Linked DNA regions of Homo sapiens: region 1 is linked to region 2. Evidence: chromatin loops called from intact Hi-C (ENCODE). Cell type or tissue: dorsolateral prefrontal cortex. All regions are shown on one strand. Links, peaks and the distances in the headings refer to the core of each region. The heading gives the core; the rest is flanking DNA.

Region 1 (6,507 bases), core at 865-5,864, 99 kb after region 2:
AGAAGCAAGAACTATCTATCAGATGCTTAAACTCTTTTTCAGTTTGTAATGCAGCACCATAAACCCACTGAAGATAATAAATTCAGACAAGTCTGAAATTCTACTCATTTTTAAAGTTTAGATAAAATGCTACTCCTTCCACAAAGGTCTTTTCTGTTACTTTCAGAATTCATTACTTCTTCATATTGCACTCTCCAAATAATTTGCTTAGATTTCAATTAAAGTACTTATTTCAGTAAAGTTAGCTGCTTAATACTGATGAGGTAATACATGCAAAACACTTAGAAGGATGCCTGGCACACAATAAATCCTCAATAAATACTGATTATTAATATTATTACTATTAGTCTTATCCAGGTATTTTAATGATTTTCTCCAAAATTTGGTCCTTTTTGTGCATTCCCTTTATCAGTGTTTCTCAATTTTAAGAAGTGATAAAGTGTTCACTGGTCTGCGCTGAAAAAAAAAAAAGAAAAGAAAGACCAAGAACAATGTAAGGAAGCTTTTGTAAAAGCTAACATGTATTCAGTTTGAAGTACTGTCCTTCCTTTGGACTGAGGTTTATTTTCCTTTATGTTTTTGGTTTAAAAATTGCTTGTACTTTTCAAATAAAATAATAATAATAATTGACAACCCTGTTGCAACCCAACCTTTTCTTCTGAAATTGTATTGGGTTCATGCCAGATCTCAGAGAACAGAAACTCCAGTCACGCAGTTGACCAATGCAGAAATCCAGGCCTGAAATGACTCCTTGTATCTCACAGCTTATCAGTACAAATACTACTAATTCTAGCTCCTAAAATTTCTCACCAAGTGAACTCATTATTATTATTTTCGTTATTTTTCAATAATTTCAATAATTATCATTATTTTCACTGCCAGTGCATACTTCATAAATTGTTGCCTACGTTCTTTGGATTGCTGCAAAAGCCAATTGGTCTCCTTGCTTCCAATCCATCTCAGTGGTTGATGTAAAATATGTTGCTCATAGTTTCTTTTCCCTCTTGGCTGTGGAATTCCTAAGAAATAATTCCAACCTCATGACCAGCACATCCTAGTAAAACCCTGGGACTACTCAGTCACCATATTTGACTATAGGTACTCAAATCACCATTCCTATGTACTGAAAGCCAACTAGAAGGCATATAATCTATGCCTTATTTCTAACCCTCACAGTAAGTCTTCTAAGGTATCATTCCAGTTTACAGATGTAAACAGTGAGGCTCAGAGAATTTAATACTTTGCCCAACGTCACTTAGTTATTAAATGATGAAGCCAGAATTCAAACTCATATCTGTTTGACAAAAATCCAAGGTTCTTTTCACTATGTCCTAGCTAAAATTATAGTTTCCTCCACGTTTTAAACCATCATCTTAATGGTCATATTCCACTTCTAAGCCAATATCTGATGCCAAGATAAAATCGTAACCCTAACTTCCTTCTATTTTCAAATGTGCTCTTCTTGTTTCCACTAACATTGATTGTCATACACATTAAAAACTGGTTTCTCAAAATCTGCTCTCTCTATCCTGTCAGTTCCCTTCAGGTTGAACCCCATGGTGTACCCAATGGACTCAGTATCATTGCTTTGGCCAGGTGCAGTGGCTCGTGCCTGTATTCCCAGCACTTTGGGAGGCTGGGGCGGGCGGATCACTTGAGGTCAGGAGTTCAAGACCAGCCTGGCCAACATGGTAGAACTCCATCTCTACCAATACAAAAAATTAGCTGGGCGTAGTGGTGCACACTTGTAATCTCAGCTACTTGGTAGGCTGAGGTGGGAGGATCGCCTAAACCTGGGAGGCAAATGTTGCAGTGAGCCGAGATCGTGCCACTGCACTCTAGCCTGAGCGACAGAGCGAGACTCCATCTCAAAAAAAAAAGAAAAAGAAAAAATATATATATTATATGTATATTTTATATATTACATATAATTGCTTCATTTGTTTTTCCTTTGGAAAAGTGTGCAAGAACTTAGTTTCCTACTGCTATGATAACACTGAGACCATTTAACAACTATGCAATGTTATCTTCACTTTGCTTACTTCCTTCATAAATAGTTTTGCCTAGACCCCATATTAAATCAGGCTTGTTGTTCCTCATCTATACACTATCATATAACTTTGAGATAGATGGTAACTTTGAGATACTTTAAATGTAAAAACAATATACTCTTCATAGTTTTAAAAACATTTAATATAATTTTAGAATATTTCCTTTCTTCATGAAAACAAAAGAAAATGGTTTTGCTTAAAAATATATTCTGTTAAAAAATAGATAAAATAAAGCTCTTAACACGAGACCTAGAATATGGTAAGTACTTAAAAGATGTTATCATTAACTTATAATGAGTAAAGAGTAACAGAAAACAATGCTTTTCACTAAATTCAAATTAATGTGATTATCAATAGGCAAACTTCTGGTTACATATACATGCTATTAAACCATTGGTTACAAGTAATATAGGAAGTAAAATCATAGTTAACTGAGAAAATTAAATCAAAGTTGAAAGAAAAACCTGAAACCTATATACCAAACTCTGTGTTCAGAAGTTCAAAAATCACCCGTAACTGAATTTAAAAACAAACAAGCTAACAACAACAAAAGACTGTATTGAAAGACTCTTTGGCCAGGCAACGTGGCTCACGCCTATAATCCCAGCACCTTGGAAGGCAGAGGCAGGCGAATCACGAGGTCAGGAGATCGAGACCATCCTGACTAACACAGTAAAACCCCGTCTCTACTAAAAAAATACAAAAAATTAGCCAGGCGTGGTGGCAGGTGCCTGTAGTCCCAGCTACTCAGGAGGCTGAGGCAGGAGAATGGCGTGAACCTGGGAGGCGGAGCTTGCAGTGAGCCTAGATTGCGCCACTGCACTCCAGCCTGGGCAACAGAGCGAGACTCTGTCTCAAAAAAAAAAAAAAGACTCTGAGAGACACGGTAAAAATAGCCCCAAGAGATAATGATTTAAGTTAAAAGTTCTTTTATAAGAACTTCTGAAATTCTTTGCTTTCTGTATCTGTGCTTCCAACATACAGGAAACATTTTTGATTTAAAGAAAGAAAATAAGCCAACCAAGATTGAGTCTGCGTTTATTCTGTTACTGACAAATTAAATTTAAAGGTAATTTAATATTTACATACTTAATGCCTAATTGTCTCCAGTAAGAGGAATTACTATTTATTAATAATTTCTAACTGTTCAAGTATTTTAGAAATCCTCTGGAGTTTTGTATGCCCAATTAAATTTTGTTTAAATTTAATCTCAACAGACTTATGAAATTTGCTTTTATCCCAGTGAAATTTTGAGAGATGATTTTTCCCTCTGGGCACTATCTTTTTTACTTAGTTGTTATAAAAACTTTAGCTTCCTTAAACTGGTAATGCAATTTACAAATTTACAGTCTGGTTATTTTCTTAAATATCTGTGCATTGTAAATTGCGATTTTAACAAATGCCTAAACGAGAACCATCAATAAAATTTAGACATCATGAAAGCAGAATTGTCTCCTCAACCTAGCTAGAACTCATATTAAAAAAATCTAAATAAAAAGTTTTGAAGAACATATGAGACAAATATTTATATAAATACACAAAGAAGTTTGAGTACTAGGTGTTGTACAAAATAATGTCTACTTTAATTTACATAAATAACACAAAATGAGAATACATGAAATGTCTTGGTCTGGAAATAACCCCATTACTAGATCTCCTTTTAATTACTTAAAATGTAAAGATAGGGATTTTATTTCTAAAAAACAAAAACACATGCATTCATCACTAAATAAAAAGTATGTTCCAATTAAAATATCATTAAGCATTTAACTTAAATTGAAACTAAAAGTGCCTTACCATTTTCTTCATTTCCAAAAATAGTAACTAGAATAGAAGAAAAAATAGTGAATAAATATACTTTAAACATTTTGTATGTAAGTTTTATTTCAGGTTGAATATTCATCTTAATATCATTTTCAAAAAAATAAACTTTAGTTATAAATTGTAGACACTAATGCAAAGTCAAAATTGCACTTAAAAAACTCCAAAACCATTAAAATACTAAAATCCAAATTCTTTATCATTAACGCTACAGTCACACTAAATGTTTTCAGAACTTTATTAATTTTAAGTGTATCAACATGTTTATAGCTGCAATGTTTTCTTTAGCTCTTTCCTTAATGATATCTGCAGAATGAACAGAACTGTCCTCTATGACCCCCATAACTTATTTGTTAGTCTGTGATGTACTCTTATCAACCTCTTTGTGAATCTATACTCAAGACAAATGTATTTTTCTAAAGAAAAAAGTAGAGGAACTTACCCTGCTAATTTTTAGTGTTTTTTTCCTCTGAATAATCAAATACTGAAGAAGTCAGACTACGCACAGAAAAGGTAATTCAGTGTCTACCTCTCTTATGTTTTCTTCCACCTTGTATTACTATTGTGATGAATAAAGCCAACAACCACTTCAGTCTACCAAGCCTGAAACCCTGTGAACTGCTATTTACTCTTTCTTCCTGGATAATTCAATGGCCTCGAGTCCTGTTGGTTCTACTATCTAAGTCTCTTTATAATATGTCACCTATTCTTCAGTCCCTCCCCACTGTCTTCCTCAAATGCAACAGCTTAAGGCATCTTCCTGCAGTCAGTGTAACACACCACCACCACTAGCAAATCTGATGAATACTCTTCAATACCTGTGAGTCACTTTCAGAATGAAGTCCAAAATCTTCAGGGTAGCAAACACTACAAGCCCTCTGTAATCTACAATCTGTCTACCTCTCTGGTTTCTTCCTTTTTTTCTCCTTTTCTTTTTTTTTTTTTTTTGAGACAGGGTCTAGCTCTGTTGCCCAGCCTGGAGTGCAGTGGCACAATCTTGGCTCACTGCAACCTCCACCTCCCAGGTTCAAGTGATTCTCCTGCCTCAGCTTCCCGAGTAGCTGGGATTACAGGTGAGTGCCACCACGCCTGGCTAATTTTTGTTATTTTTAGTAGAGATGGGTTTTCACCATGTTGGCCAGGCTGGTCTCGAACTCCTGACTTCAAGTGAATCCGCCCACCTCAGCCTCCCAAAGTGTTGGAATTACAGGCATGAGCCACCGCGCCAGGCCCTCTCTAGTTTCTTCTGTCATTTGCCCATATTTCTGGTGTAATTATTCTAAACAAATTGTGGTTTCCCAAATGCATCAAGCTGTTTCATATGTGCCATGTACCTTGTCTATTCACCCTTCAAGGCCCGTTTTGAATACTCCTCTGTAAAGTCTTCCTGAGTCCCTCTTTAGCCAGAGTAGATCACTCCTTTATATCACCACTGATCACTCTTCCATCTTTACCACACCATCTCATTTTTCTTTTTTTCTTTTTATTTTTTCAATTACTTGTCAATATGTCTGTCTCACCTTACTGGAATAAATGCTCCTTGAAGTGTGGAATCATGTCTTAGAATAGTAACAACCCTGCAAGTTATCATTAGCTCCATTTTACAGATAAGTAAACTAAGGCTCAAAATAATTAAATGACCTTCCTAAGGTCACAGAGCTAGTATATGTAGTATAGATGGGATTTGAACTAAAAGTCTGTTCAGACTACTGGTAAGGATGAAAACTTGATAATATACTGTGTTATCACCCTCCTCCAAGTAGAAAATCTGAATTTAAAATAACATCTAGCTAATAGTTTCCAGCGGTTGTCTCTTTCAGCTTCTCACCAAGATATTCAGGGAACAATAAAACTGCTTCATATAAAAACAAAGCTAGGCCGGGCACGGTGGCTCACGCCTGTAATCTCAGCACTTTGGGAGGCTGAGATGGGTGGATCACTTGAGGTCAGGAATTCGAGACCAGCCTGACCAACATGGTGAAACCCCGTCTGCACTAAAAAATGCAAAAATTAGCCAGGCATGGTGGCATGCACCTATAGTCCCACATACTCGGGAGGCTGAGGCAGGAGAATCACTTGAACCCAGGGGGCAGAGGTTGCAGTGAGCCAAGACTGCACCACTGCACTCCAGCCTGGACAACAGAACTAGACTCTGTTTCAAAAAAAAAAAAAAAAAAAAACCAAACCAACAATGGCTAGAATCACTTCTTCACAGAGGACTTTCCTGACCACAGAATGGGTTAAATAAATCTCGGTATATATTCCTACAACACTTTATACTTTCCCTTTCATAACACCCCTGACACTTGTAATTACTGGTTTACAGTTCATAGTTCCTCCTAGGTTTTTTTCCTGGAGGTAGAGGACATGACTTTTTCACCAGCATCTGAAACAGTGTACGGCATGGAACACACTCTTAATATTTGCTAATGGCACCTCTAACTACAGAGACAAAGACATGGCTGGGAACAGCAATCTGCAGAACCTCTCTCAGTGAGACGAGGCTATTCCTTTTTATGGGGATCCCAAAATATATTTTTCTTTTTTGTTTTGTTTTGTTTTTGAGACAGAGTTTTGTTCTGTCACCCAGGCTGGAGTAAAGTGGCGTGATCTTGGCTCACTGCAACCTCCACCC
Region 2 (6,507 bases), core at 719-5,718:
CAGTTTGTGTCAACAAATCGAATTTCAGTCAATCAATAGGCACCCCGCCTCTCAGCTTGGCAGAGCTGCACAGCTGGCCTTCCTTCCCTCCCATCTGCTGCCCATGCCCTGGAGCCCTGGCAGCAAGAACCACTGCTGCCCGTGGCGTGGGAGAATGCCCAGGCAGCCAGGTCAGACTGGATGTGGCAGACAGCAATTGACAAGGCTGGTTCCACCACCAGAGAGTCACAGCCCACTGGAAACACACCATGTTGTACAGGGTGGAAGCGCCAGCTTTGTGCAGATGGACTTGGGTACAGGTCTGATTCTGCCACTTTGGGCTGTATGGCCTTGAACTTCAAGGCAAGTTCTTCACCTCTTTGAACTCTACCTTCCTTAGTTATAAAGCGGGGATGCTACTGCTGCCTGCTGCAGGATTGTTAGGAAAAGTGTTATAATGCATGCAAAGTGCTTTGTCCAGTCCCTGGCACACAGTAGAGAGAGAGAGAGAGAGAGAGTGTGTGTGTGTGTATGTCACTGTGATCTGCCAAGTCTTACAAGCCAAATAGGGCAATAAATGGCAACTACTGCGGATTTTACAATCATCATTAGCATCATCATCATTATTATTGTCATGTTGAGTGTTGCACAGAAAACAGCCTAGAACCAGCCTACGTGGTTCTATCAATGCAGGATGAGAATATTCAGCCTCCAGTTCATGAAGGTTCACTAAGCAGAGATGTACACTGGATGATCACCAGCGTGTACAAAAAATAAATACTATAGTATCTTCATCAGAGGGCTGCCATTGGCCTCAGGAGGGCATTCCCAGGTAGAAGTGCCTCAGGAGGTTTGTTCTGTTGCCTGGCCCAACATCCTATAGGGAAGGAGCCCAATAGTGGCTCCTTGAAATTTCTGCATTCTCTGGAAGCCAGAAAAAGCAAAGACCTCCTGGCAATTGAGTTCTCTTGCTTGTAGGGGAGATCACAGCTTCGTAGATAGACGGCTGTTTCCCTTTGGGTGATAGAGGTCCCTGCTGGGCAACAAAGAATTAAACACAAATCTATTTCTTGCCAGTAGTTGTCACACCTAATAGATTGGGATGAGATACCACTGCATTAGTGTGTGAATTTCCCCAGATGAAGGCAGCAGCAAAGCCCTTTAGAACAAGCCACAGAAGGACAGAAACAAACTAATCAGGGAATGCACAGCTTCACACAAGATCCAGGGGCTTCTGACATGGGAGGAACACAAAAGTTTTAACTAACCAAGGATGCAAACATTCCCCCAGCAAGAAATGGTTAGAAGTATCTTGGAGTGCATTTTGTGGTCGCTGTTACTGCTGCTGCTGTTTTGTATAATAGGGAAGGAAAAGAGAATAATTAGAGGTGAGATTTTCAGACACAGAATGCCCTAGTATTTATTGAGTTTCCACTCTGAGGCAGGCACTGTGAGAAGCCCTTCCACATTTATTATTTCATTGCATTTGTCATAATAACCCTGCATGGCAGGAATATTTACCCTTTTTGTCCAATGTGGATGCTGAGGCCCAGATAGAACCCAAAAAGCTCTGGGACCTGGCATAGACCAGGTGCTAGGTAACAAGAGATTGGCAGAGCCTTGCCCAGGGTCACAAATCAAGAGGAGAGATTCAAATGCAGATCCTAAAACTCCAGACCACCCCTCTTTTCTCTCTCCCTACCTGCTTGCTCAGTGCAGGAGACTGGGAGGGCCCTGAGCCAGGATGGGTTTAGACTCATGGAAGAAAATTCCATGGGGGAAAAATGTTTTTTCCATGAGAATCTGCTCTCATATAGCAGCCACACTTCTCCATACAGCCCAGAGACAGATCCTTCTAACATTCAAGCTAGTCTTAGGTCTTTGGGGGAGAGATTCAAAGATTCTGAATTAAAAAAAAAAATTAGACCCCCAGAACAGTAGAATACGATTCATGTCTGTTATGAATTACAGTTGGGTCTTTATCGTGCAGCAAGGGGTCCTCAATGGTGCCTACATCCTTTCTGAAATTGATCTTATTGGGATAACATGGCCAAAAAGGAAAACAAAAGCAAATAGTCATGCGTGTTTGGAAGATCTAGGACCGAGACATGCAAGTGTGATGGGAAGGTTCACTGCTCTTGGAAATTTAATTGCTGGATGGAAACAGACATAGAAATCTGGATTCCAACCAGACTTGAGCTCCATGCTAGCATATCAGACTGCCTGCTGGAATCCCTGTGTGGATGTCTCAAAGGCAGATAAAACTCAACATGCCTAAAAGCAAATGAATTGTTTCATGCTGCACCAGGCTCACCACCACAAAAGGGGAAATCAGCTGCATTCTCGACTTTAGTTGGTGACATCATCATCCCCCTAAGCCTCTCAAATGAGACACTTGGGATTTTCCCTCGGTTTTCCCTCTTCCTTATTCCTCCTGCCAATGTGCTGTTCAGTTCTCCTCTTCCCACCATCCACTGTCCCTTTGTATCTATCTTCTACCTATCTTTATACATCAACCCTTAACCGGACTCTCTGATTGCAATCTCACTCTCCTCTACCCATCACTGGTTTCAGAGAGATTTTTCTGAAATCCAAATTTGACCTTGGCACTCCTTGCTTACCACCTTCAATCACCCACCAGCATTGATGTGAAGGTTTTTTTTATGTGATTAACATTTAAATCAGTAAACTTTGAGTAAAGCAAATGACCCTTCATAATGTGGGTGGGCCTCATTCAATCAGTAAAAGGCTTTAAGAGAAAAGACTGAGGTCCCCTGAAGAAGTGGGAATTCTGCCTCCAAATTGCCTTCAGACTTGAGCTGCAACATCAGCTCTTCTGTGGGTCTGCAGATTTTGAACTTGCCAGCCCCACAATCACATGATCCACTTTCTTAACTCTCTCTCTCTCTGTGTATCTGTGTGTGTGTGTATGTGTATACATAGCATATACATAACATATACATACATAAACATATGTATTTCCTGTTGGTCCTGCTTCTTTGACTAGCCTTGACTAACAGAACCATCAGACCCAGGCTACTCCATCCTGTGGCTCCACAATCCATAATATGTTAACTCTGGGTCAGAGCTGGCTGCTTGGGCACCAGACATGGTAGCTCCATTCCAGACAGCTGGAGAGAGGAAGGGACCTAAAAAGACATATTCCCTTATTTTAGGGACACTTCCTGGAAGTAGAACATGACCATCCCATTGGCCAGAACTTAGTCACATCTAGTTGCAAGGGAATTGGGAACATAGTCATGATTCCAGAACCATGCGCCCAGCTAAAAATCAGGAGGTTTTATATCATGGTAGAAAGGGGGAACAGACATGGCGCTACAGCAGGAGACAGTATCTGCTACAAATACCAAACGAAGGGCGCTGGCAATGAGCATTTTAGAGGTTAAGGGGAGATTTAATGCGGGCAGGGTCCGGCAGAGAGGGGCTGCACAGTGCAAGGGGACCGGGGCTGACTTTGAAGGAAGGGCTACTCCGCCCAATTACGAGAACACGTGAGCACCCTTGCCCCAGAGTGAGCATCAACACCGTGATCACGGTTATCACGTGGGAGGTCTGCCCAGGATCCCGGCAGTGAGGCTGCCCTGGAGGCAGGCTTGCTCCGCCACAGGCGCGCAGGCAACAGCAGCGGAGCCGAGAATGGCGAGGCCAGCGGGCGACCAGGCCTCCGGCCAAGGGCACGCGACCCCCCGCGCTTCCCGAGTGCTCCCCTGAAGCCTGGTACGCGTGGGCACCGGCGCACGGCGGTGCCCCGGAAACGCAGCCATCGCCTCAGGGCAGCCACTCACCGATGCGGTAATGCCCCAACGGGGCGTTTCATTGGCCAGCTCTCTTTCAGGCTCCAACTATTTCTTAGATTTTTTTTAAGGAATTGCAAATAGGCCTAAACAAAATCCAGATGCGAGGGAAGGGATGCCTGAACACAGATGGGTGGGAGAACACGCCCCGAGGTGCTGCTTTGGCAGAGAAGCCCTGTCTGCGAGCCCCGAGGCGGAGATGGCTCCCCAAGCCTGATGCAGACAAGAGAGCCCGCCCCTCCCCTGTCCCGCACCTGCTGAACTTTGGGGTCAGCAGAGGAATGTCCCCCGCTGTTAATGTTTTGTTTTTACTGTTTTACAATTCACATTTCGTGCTGCAGGGTGTACCGTGAAGCTACAACAGGGACAGACAGGTTTGTAGGAAGCGGCATTTCCCAAAAGCAACCTCTGAACCTTTTATTCCCGGAGCACATCACAGGTCCAGCGTTCCATAGAACACACCCTAGAAAAACGCTCCTGTGGAGGATCCGTCCCGCCAGGATCCCCAGCTGGTCAGGAATGCTGGGAGGGCCTCCTCACTCGGGCTATTCTCCCTCCCACACATTCATCTGAGGGGACAGGCTCTGGTTAGTTAGAAAATTGTAACATAGCAAGGTAGGAGCAGCAGCCCCTTGTCACCTTAGGCTCCAACTGAGGGTGGGAGGTGGGAGGTGGGGTTGGGCGGTTTGGGGATGGGAAACCTGGCTCTGCCTCCCTTCCTCCCATTTGCACCACAGAGCTGGATCCCAGGTGGCCAGATCCCCTGCAACCGACAATGATTGAGGACCTTCTCAGCGCCAGCTCTTTAGGTGCTGGAGACATATTCTGCACTGAAGGTGCTCCCTGAAAGGACTAAGAAACAGAGAAAGAAGCAGGTCATTGCAATACAGTGTGCTGGGTACAAGAGTCGAGGCGTAATGTCAGATATGAGAGTGACTCAAGGGAATGATCTTGTTTGGGGGAGGTGGGCAAGCAGGAGGAGCTGTGGCAGAAGGCGATCAGAGAGGATAAAGACAAAGGTATGTGTTCGAGATTGTCAAATGAAAGCCATGCACAGTCCAGGGGCTTCAGGAATATTCTCATCTCAGGGAATCGGATCTGGAATCTGGGAATCAGGCTCTTGTTCTCCTGGGATAAGAGCGAGCCTGGGAGTAAAATGAATCACCAGTGCTCCTGGAGAGGCGTGGGAATCCTGGGCTGGTGCAGGCCCTCCCTGCTATTAATACTGCAGCTCCCAGATTCTGCTTGAAACCATAGAGAGAGCTTTGGTCAGAGGCCAGCAAGCCCCTCAGCCCCAAGCAGGAGTAGGCAAAATGCATGGTAGTGGCCCAGGAGCCTGGGGTGTCAGTGGTGCGGTAGTGTCTTTGTAGTGGTGGCACAGGGCTGAAGTGGTAAGAGGCTGGGAACAAGATGAAGCAGACAAGGTGAAAGGGGATGAAACAGGAGGAAAAGAGAGAGAAGGAGAGGGCAGTCTGCTGCAGTCCCAGTGCCCTGGGGATCAGTAACTTTGCATCCTGGCCCTAGCCCCACTTATTACTGCCTGTGTGACGTTGGGCCAGTCATCTGTGCTCTGGGCCAGCTCCCTTAGCTATAGAATGAGGTGCGGAGAGAAGCTGTGATCTCTACAGCCCCCTCTTCCTCAAGTGGCATGAACACTCTCTTTTTCTGGAAGGTCCCTTACCAACTGCTGGCAACCACTGCGAAGAGCAGTGGGCAGGTGGGTGCAGATGGCAGTGGTGCTGATGAGGGGTTGGGGGTGCTGGCACCTCAGGATAACTCAAAAGCGGTGCAGGCTGAAGCCCTTCCTCCCTCCTTCCTTCTACCTCCTGCCTGCTGAGCCCCCCAGGACCCAGCAGCTAATGTAATCGTCTCCTGGAATGCCCCATAATGGCCCTGCAGCAGTTTCTGCAGGCTCCGCCTCTCTGCAGGCAGCAGTCTGCGAGTTCAGAGGAAAATGAGCTCCCTGCTCTCGGGAAGGTGAAGTCAGCCTAGGACAGCGGCAGGACTGCAGCTCCCTCTGGACAAGGGGCCTGTGCAGCAGACCTCACCAGGTACCTTTCCCCACAGAACCTACACAGAAGCACAAGGTCCTTTGCTCCTTCTTTGATAAGGTGTCCTCTCTCGTGGTTGATTTCAAACTGTGTTGAGCTAAGAACCCTTTCTTTAAATGAAAGGTGTTATGGAAGCCTAAACAACACATTATTCAATAACGATTTCTTGAAATAAGTGTGTGTCAAATGCAGTGTCGAGAACTGGGTACCTGGTGGTAACCCAAACAGACTTTATCTCTGCCTTCATAGAGCTTGCTTTAGTGGGCAAATACAGCCATAAATGAGTAAATATTTACTAACTCTTCATTATGGTCAGTGTCGTGAAGGAAAAAAATGTGGGATGGCCTTTCGGTTGCATTATTAGGAACGATTTCCAGGTCAGGAAGTGATGCTTCTGCACCCAGCAGTACCTGTCAGTGTGAAATCTGGGGTGGAGACCAGGTCAGAGCTTTGGATGGCTGATGACACCCAGGAGGAAGAGGCAGCCTCTACACGCAGGTGGGACAGTGAGCCCCTGCCTTGTGGTCTGTGCTGAGCTTCCCCACAATGCAAGCCAAGGCATCAGCTCCCACCCACACCCCAAGGGACCTGCAGGAAACCAGGCTGCATTTCAACAACAAGCAGAAAGCACAGAGCTTTACACACAATCTAAATACATCAAC

What was found. A loop is a pair of places that touch in the nucleus more often than their neighbours do. Peaks named below come from ENCODE experiments on the same cell type or tissue, not always from the same donor. Only the 100,000 strongest peaks of a DNase experiment are listed, where the experiment ranks them.
Region 1: it touches region 2 in a loop (2.1-fold over the local background); 1 of 110 quality-filtered maps calls a loop at or near these places.

Annotation. Positions count from the first base shown.
Region 1 is chr13:21,421,804-21,428,310 of GRCh38, forward strand. ZDHHC20 (zDHHC palmitoyltransferase 20) reads right to left here. Exons shown (of 13, transcript NM_001330059.2): 2 at 3,849-3,875. Among named protein-coding and RNA genes, the nearest start is that of ZDHHC20, 34 kb to the right of the region's middle. In dorsolateral prefrontal cortex, for the core only: no CTCF peak of the experiment used is centred there; no DNase peak of the experiment used is centred there; H3K27ac peaks cover 454 bases.
Region 2 is chr13:21,322,688-21,329,194 of GRCh38, forward strand. All of the region lies in intron 2 of LINC00539 (long intergenic non-protein coding RNA 539), which reads right to left. It also overlaps the pseudogene MIPEPP3. Among named protein-coding and RNA genes, the nearest start is that of LINC00539, 19 kb to the right of the region's middle. In dorsolateral prefrontal cortex, for the core only: no CTCF peak of the experiment used is centred there; a DNase peak (open chromatin) is centred at 3,674; H3K4me3 peaks cover 1,156 bases; H3K27ac peaks cover 2,021 bases.